Regions from separate parts of the Homo sapiens genome. Here regions 2 and 3 are each linked to region 1. A link is a loop called in an ENCODE intact Hi-C map of the cell type or tissue named here. Cell type or tissue: mammary epithelial cell. All regions are shown on one strand. Region 1 overlaps IQCJ-SCHIP1 (IQCJ-SCHIP1 readthrough). Region 2 overlaps IQCJ-SCHIP1 (IQCJ-SCHIP1 readthrough). Region 3 overlaps IQCJ-SCHIP1 (IQCJ-SCHIP1 readthrough).

Region 1 (2,500 bases):
ATAGTCCTCCAGGGCAGACACCAAGTCCAGGCTGCCCCCCGGCGACGATGAAGATTTGCACTCGGAGCAAGGGGTCACTTTGGTGGAGTTGGACTGTGAACTGGCGCGGCTGCTGCTGCTGCTGCTGCCGGCGTCACTGCCTAGATCCATCCCATCCTCTCGGTAATCCTAGGGGGAGGAGGTAGAGAGTGAGCTGCTGGGCCAAGCCTGCTCCAGCCTCCCGCCACCCGCCCCAAATGCCCCGGCTCAGTGCCCCGCACCCTGCGCCCGCTGGGTCAGAGGTGCGTCCCCCAAGGAGGCCTGGGGGCGGGAGCCAGCACCAGCCTGAGGCTTCCCTCCTGCCCGCCTTTCCTCTCGCACAACCAGACTTCCTGCCGGTAACTAACCCTCAAATTAGCAAAGGGGTGCCCAGCCACCAGCGCGCACACTTTTCATACAAGGGGCCCCGCGGCGCGCGCAGACTTTGTATTAACCATTTTGCGCCAGGCGCGCCCCTTTACCCCGCCCCAAGGATTCTCCGAGAACCAGACACTTTCCCAGGAAATTATAATTCCCTGGGGGCGGGAACTGAGAAGGGGGTGGGCGGCTACTAATTTCGCATCTCGCTCTAGGCGCTGAGACCACCCCCCGCCCCGGCCCGGCCCGGCCCGGCCCCGCCCCGCCCCGCCCCTTCCCCGCCCGCGGCTGGGAGCCCGGGTCCGCGCGCGAGCTGAGCTTTACTTTGTAAGGAACCGCTGGCAGTCGGAGGTCTCACTCCCGCCTCCGCGTCTCCCTGGCCGGCCCCTCCTCCCACCCGCCGGAAGGCTCGGGGTGGGGGGCGCTCTCGGCCCACGCCGGGCAGGGTGGTCCCCCGCCTCCCCAAAAGGTGTGCCTGGCCGGGGCGCGGCGGCAAGTCGCTGCAGGCGCCGTCACCGCCCTAGGGGAGGGAGGACGCGCCCTCCTGGCGGTGGAGCCGGTCCCGCCACCGAGCATGCCCAGAGGCTGCCGGGCGCGGCGCAGTCCGCAGTCCCGGTTTTCGCGGCGGCAGGCTGGAGCAGGAGGCAGGCTGGGATGGGGTTGGAGGGGCCAAGATAGGCCCAAAAGAAGGGGGCACTGGGCGTTAGGGGCGCAGGTCCAGCCAGTTAGCAAGGGCGGCGCGCTGGGAAGAGTGGTGTATTTTCACGCCGACACCCGTATTTTCTTGGCTTGCCTCAAGCCGTCTCTGCGTGACTCGTTACCCCGCCGAAGCCACCCGGCATCCCAAAGCACGAGCCTGGCGCCTCCTATTCCACGCGGAAGTGCCCGAGTGACCCTGTGAAGGACCTCCCTCCCCTCACACACGCACATACACAAGCCCATGTGGGAGCCCGAGTGACGTGTGCTCGGTGGTCATGCACCATCATTTCCCTTCCACCTTCCTCCTCGCCGCTTCCTCTCCCTCCACCGCGCAGCTCCAGCCGCCTTGCCGCCGCCGCATCCCCTTCCAAGTTCAGGCTGTGGGTGGAACCTGTTGCTTTAGCTCACGTTTCCCTTCCCCTCCGGGCTGCACGCTGAGGATGACCTCAGCGAGGTGTGTGTAAGGGGAATGGAGGGTAAGTGCGAGAAAGGACTCCTGCCTGGCAAGGAGACAGGGGAAGCGGGTAGGGGCGAATGTTCTAAAGGGTTGGGCGAGCCACCAGAGACTCTTTCCGCCACCTCCAATCAAGGGGACCTTAAAGGAGGGGAAGAGGTAGATATCAGGTGAGGGTGCCCTTGGCACATCCGCTGCCTTTGCTTCCTTAGATATTTCAGGTACCTGAGTCAAACCTATGCTGGCGTTTTCAAAAACGTACGGGCTGCCTGAGTCTGGCAGCTAATCTCCTTTGGAAGAAGGTTCTATTAAATGAAAAATACCAACACTTGGAAAAACATAGATGCATCACAGAGCGCCTACTAAGGATTTCCTGTGAACCAACCATTCTGACCTGTAAGAACTGGGAAACTAGGAAATGCCCTTTTCTCTGTGGTGATTGTGAAAAATATTACTTAATTTTATAACAAATCGGAGAGAACCAATTTCTCTGAACTTCCAGATTTGGGCCTGTTGCTAATTGTTCCCAGTGAATTCTAGCCTGGACCAAATGAATTCCCTGGCGTGGCACAGTCCAGATGGAAGAAGAGGGGAATGCATGGGATTCCTAAGTAGGGAGTGGCTGCCACCCTGAGGATTCTTCTAAGCCCTAGTGGGATGTGGTGCTGAGATCCTTTTTGAAGTGATTTCTGTGAGGCACGACTCTCCTGTGCTAGGTAGACCTGAGCCAGGGAAGGTAATCTAACCTTTCAACTCCTCTGGAAGCAGCAATCTTAGGAATAACTGGAAAAGGGGCCTTCCGGTCTGGCCAGCTGTTTTGTAAAACGGTACTGATGATTATTTAAATTGTCTTTTATGGTAACATCTGTAAACAGCCTGTCTTGTGCTCCAAATACGGTTTGATTTTGAGATTGCTGTGGAGCCCTGCCTGCCACTCCAGCGGGGTGGAGG
Region 2 (2,500 bases), 140 kb after region 1:
GCAAAGTAGGTTCTGGGAAGCCTGACTGAAAACAGAGCTGCTTTGGAATTGCCTTGTGAATCTCTGGAACTATTTACACCTTCACTTCTGTGATAAAAAGGGATGCCGCTGTGTTGAAGGGAAAGGGTTAGAGGTTTTGCCAGGGGCCTTGTGGCTTGGAGACAGATGCCTTATTAAAACATACATGCAGGGCTGAGCACAGTGGCTCACGCCTGTAATCCCAGCACTTTGGGAGGCCGAGGCAGGCAGATCACCTAAGGTCAGAAGTTTGAGATCAGCCTGGCCAACCTGGTGAAACCCCGTCTCTACTAACAATACAAAAATTAGCCAGGCATGATGATGGGCACCTGTAATCCAAGCTACTAGGGAGGCTGAGGCAGGAGAAACACTTGAAGCCAGGAGGCGGAGATTGCAGTGGGACGAGATCATACCATTGTACTCCAACCTGGGTGACAAGACTGAAACTCTGTCTCAAAAAAAAAACAAAGAACAAAAACAACAACAACAAAAAAACCACACACACATGCACACCCATTCTGCTTCAGCTGCCTTTAAAAAAAGAAGCATATATAGTTGTTATATTATTAGAAAATGAAAGGATTAGCAGCCTCATTGGGGAACACAATGGTTTCACTCCAAGTTGGCTTTACTGTAGGCACTGGAGATGCAAATGAATACTGTGAGATAAAGAGTTGGAGATATTTGAGTTATATCAGAATTGCAAAGATTAAAAACTGTTAGTGGCTATGAAGAACTTGTCTGTCCTTCAGAAGCCCTGAGTTTCTTCAGCTAAGTATTCAGAAAAAGAAGCGGTCTTTAATGTTAGCTTGAAATTGTTGAATTTCCTCCCATTATGGTACTTACAGTATACTTGGCATATACAGAGTTGGTGCTTCTTTGAAACATGTACAAGTCTTGCAGATTCCTGTCCACTCATCAACTTACTATTCTTCCCAGCTTTCTGCATCCCAGGAACCTGCAGGGTTTTAGGTGAACACGGGAGCACACCTGACAGTGATATGGTACCACATCAACAGTGTTTCTCATCACATAGCCTGCCGCTGATTTCCTTCCCATCATAGTGAGTAATAGATGACTCAGTCGGGATGTCAGAAAGGTGCTGGGCATTTGCTTACTTATAAAAGGCATGTTGAAATGTTATATTTTTAGATGCTTAACATATTTGTGCAAATACCAGAAAATACAAACTTAGAGCTACAATCCGACTGTCAGGCTAATTCCATGATTAGGTAGTTTAAGGGATGCCATGAGAAGAATAATTAAAACAATTTTTAAAAAAAGCCTGAAGCTATATTCAAGGAAAAGAAAAGGCTTTGCTCATGATCCTCCATGGTTCTGTTAGTTTTTCTGACATGGTCAACTGATCTCTACACCCAACAAGCCAAACACAGGCACCACATGCCCATGATCACACAGAATGTGCCCAGCACTGCACCAGGTGTGAGGACAGAACTGAGTGGGACCCAGTCCACAGCATCTGGTCTGCCTCCAATGGTGCCTTCTTACAATGTTCTGCAAAGTGTATTATTTCCCAAGAATTATAGGGTCAGTTCACTTGAAGAGTCTGGGCATGAAAAGAAAGAAGGGACATGGTTGCTATGTTACTTTACCAAACTTCTTTCCAGTCACCACAAAACTCGGATGAATGCCATTGTCTATTTCTTTATCCAGTTGAAATTGGGCTTTATGCATGTCATAGCTTCCAGATGAATCAAATCTTCAAAGGAACATGCCATTCCACAGAAGTATGCATGGCCTATCATGGAGTTCTTAGTGCCATTTTTCTTATCCTGTTTCCCATTTTCCATTTTGGACCAGAACAAAAGCTCTAATAAATATGCAACACTCAGTGGCATCAGAGATACATTTTAGTATTACAAAATTAGTAGGGCCTTGTCACACATTTTTTTATAGGGCCCTTCACATGAAGTGTTATGCTTCAAAATTAAATGAATCTCTTATATTCTGCAAGGCAGGGAGCAAGCACAGAGGGTAAGAACTCTGGGACAGTGACAGAGGCACTGGTCTATCTCCAGCTGATTCTGTGTTTCTACAGTGAATGACCTTAGAATGGGATGGGTCCTAGACTGAGTCAGTATACCTATCCATAAAATGAGATAAATGTATTTTCTACTCACCTAGGTACACTGTTGTTATGAAGGTAAATTTGATTTTATTAATGCTTTTACTACTTGGTAAAGAACTGCTTTATATACCATGGACTTCATGTTTTAGCATTCCCCCTTTCTAAGATTCTGTTTTGAAAATGATAAGGCAAATACCAAGCACTAGAAACCTCTAATATATGATGTTACACGAAGCACTGCCATTTGTTTTCTTTTTCTAGGCCAAATAAAACTAGAAAGCAAACCACAACAGTTCACTCATGCTGCAAACTTTTGGATTGCAGCCTAGATTAAAAACAATAACAACAAACAAAAAGTGTACAGTTTCCCCAGCTACAGAAATTTGTTTTATG
Region 3 (2,500 bases), 91 kb after region 1:
GATGAGTTATATTTGGAAATAACTTTGAAGAACAAAGGAAGTAGTGTGATAAAAATATGTAAAGAGACGGTTTCAGGTAGGTTAGATAAGCTCCATGGAAAGCATTGGGTAAACACTTTCATAACAGGGGGTACCAGGGTAGAAGGAACTGCAGGAGGAGAGAGCAGCATACTGGGAACATCCTGATGGCAGCGACTGGCTTGTTCATTTTTGTATCCTGGGCCTAGCACAGTGTCCCAAACATGGTTGGCATTTGGTAAACCTACTGTCATTGAATGAATGTTAAATGAGGCTGCACATGTTTTTTGTTGTTGTTGTTGTTGTTTTTAATATTAAGTCATTTCCTGGTGGGAAACAACATATTAGATAGCAAGTAACTTTCTCCCTCAGCTCTCCCCTCTGACAAAGGGCAAGCTGGCTTACGCATTTCTAGAGATAAATGGGGACCTCCTTTCAGGGGACCTAGAAGGATTTGCGGTAACTCATTTGCATCCCAGAGGAAAACTCCAAACTGGGCCTATATAGCTGCTCACATGAGAACTTTCCAAAGTTCTTTCCTCCAGGAACCTGTTGTCTAACATTACTGACAAGAGATATGGAATCAGGTGAGAGATTGCCAAATCAGCCTCAGCTATGCCTTTTTGATCAATTTAATCAACACATTCCAAAGCAATGGTATCTGCATACTGAAGAAATAGTCTATAGCAGTATCAAGAAGTCACAGACATACATGGCTATAGCTAAGCAGGATACAGGATCAGTGCATTTTCTTTGAAGTGCTGGAGAAGTAACTCCAGAGCAGGGCCATGCAGACTGCTCACCAGGCTCTGCACAGCTGAGACTTTGTACCTTACTGTTGCATGTTTTTTCTGTGAAGGTATTAGCTTAATTAAGGCAGAGACCCAGTGTCAATGATAACCAAATAACTAACAGAACAGAAACATTGTTTCAAGGCTGTGTCACTGGACAACTGGGATTTTTGTGTATTGGAGGAGGCGGGAAACATTGAGGAGCCTTTTTAGAAACCTCTAAAAGGCCAATACAAGAAACAAAAGAAGTAAACAGGTTTCGGTTACTTTTTTTCTTATTTGGATAACAAAAAGAGCTTATATGGTTCAGAGACTCTCTCATTCCTGTGGTGTGAATAGGGAGGGGCATGTTGTATTAGAAACTGCAGTACTCGCCACCACCACTTCTATTACTACTAGTGTAACCATCAGGGTTTTCTGTGCCAGAGACTCCACAGTGCACTTTTCATTTACCTTTACTTATATTTTATTTAAGACAAGCTTACAAGTAGGATGCTATTTCTTCTCCTTTCTAGAGATGAGGAGACTGAGGACCAGTAAGATTAAATATTCCAGCAAGGTCTCTCATAGAGCAAAAATTCTCAACCTTGGCAGTAATGACACTTGGGATTAAATGGTTGTTGTTTTTGTGAGGTGAGGGGCTGTCCTGTGCATTGTAGGATGTTTAGAATCCCTGGCTTCTGTCTATGCTAGTAGAATACCCATCAAGTATGACAACCAAAAATATCTCAAGACATTGCCAAATGTCCTGGGTAGGGGCGCAAAATTGCTCCAGTTAAGAATCATTACTCATTGTAGAGTAAGTGGCTGACCTGGGCTTTAAGTTCCAATCTTTTTTCTTGGCTTAGCTAGAAACTAAAGTAACATGTGGATGGTGTAAATAGCAGCACCCATGTGAAGAGACTGCCTTGCATGGCAGCAGAATGACCCTGATCTACTTTAGTTGTCACAGTAGTTAATGTCATTTCAAAATAAGGGAATATGTAGTAATAAGAGCTAACATTTATTGAGTGCTTACTATGTTCCAAGAATTGTGCCAAGCACTTACTATACTCATGTGCTCATTTGATTATCTCCATACCTTGTGAAGAATGATAAGCCAGCAGCCTCAGTAGATAATAAATAGATTCAGAAAAGAAAATTTTGCCACTGCAGCAGCAGGAGGACATTCTGTAATGACTAATAGTTTTTCAAAGTTCAATTCTGGAGTCCTTGTGAGATATCAGATTTTAGTGACATTTGAGGTTCCAATTATCCCCAACTTGCTCTGTCAAAGGATTGTTTTGAGCGATTTTCATGGAGTATATCAATTAGTTAATATGATCACACATTCTTTTTAGTACCAAGTGCTCTCCTGGTGTGGAATTGCAGGTCACTCCCTGTTTGGGGAAATACATGGAGGCTTCTGGGAAAATGGGATTCATTCAGAGCTGGGTTCTCGCATTTCTCAGACTCTTTGTTCCTTAATACTGTCTCCCCTAAAACGCCAAGGGTTTTGAAAGTGATTTTTAAATCAAAGTCCCAGTCTCAGGAAAAAAATATCATGAACTCATTAGTTTGAGTTAAACCAATGGCTTCATAGTGAACATTTTAGGGGGAGAAATTAAAGAATAATGCCAGCAGAAGACAGCTTAGGCATCTGCACCACACTGCCAGTAAATGACAGGCTGGCCCAGAAGCTGATCTAATAA

What was found. Peaks named below come from ENCODE experiments on the same cell type or tissue, not always from the same donor. Only the 100,000 strongest peaks of a DNase experiment are listed, where the experiment ranks them.
Region 2: it touches region 1 in a loop (7-fold over the local background); 31 of 110 quality-filtered maps call a loop at or near these places.
Region 3: a loop joins it to region 1, with 2.5 times the contacts of the local background. A loop is called at or near these places in 7 of 110 quality-filtered maps.

What each region holds. Positions count from the first base shown.
Region 1 is chr3:159,762,111-159,764,610 of GRCh38, reverse strand. The region is part of intron 4 of IQCJ-SCHIP1 (IQCJ-SCHIP1 readthrough); the gene reads right to left. It overlaps SCHIP1 (schwannomin interacting protein 1), which reads right to left. Exons shown (of 8, transcript NM_014575.4): 2 at 1-168. Among named protein-coding and RNA genes, the nearest start is that of IQCJ-SCHIP1-AS1, 5.3 kb to the left of the region's middle. RefSeq lists an enhancer at 1-519 and silencers at 618-697, 808-1,027. In mammary epithelial cell, CTCF peaks have their summits at 998 and 2,176; DNase peaks (open chromatin) are centred at 350, 850 and 1,420; H3K4me3 peaks cover 1,771 bases; H3K27ac peaks cover 2,376 bases.
Region 2 is chr3:159,619,656-159,622,155 of GRCh38, reverse strand. All of the region lies in intron 4 of IQCJ-SCHIP1 (IQCJ-SCHIP1 readthrough), which reads right to left. All of the region lies in intron 1 of SCHIP1 (schwannomin interacting protein 1), which reads right to left. Among named protein-coding and RNA genes, the nearest start is that of IQCJ-SCHIP1-AS1, 150 kb to the left of the region's middle. In mammary epithelial cell, no CTCF peak of the experiment used is centred here; a DNase peak (open chromatin) is centred at 1,055.
Region 3 is chr3:159,671,606-159,674,105 of GRCh38, reverse strand. All of the region lies in intron 4 of IQCJ-SCHIP1 (IQCJ-SCHIP1 readthrough), which reads right to left. The region is part of intron 1 of SCHIP1 (schwannomin interacting protein 1); the gene reads right to left. Among named protein-coding and RNA genes, the nearest start is that of IQCJ-SCHIP1-AS1, 96 kb to the left of the region's middle. In mammary epithelial cell, a CTCF peak has its summit at 1,185; no DNase peak of the experiment used is centred here.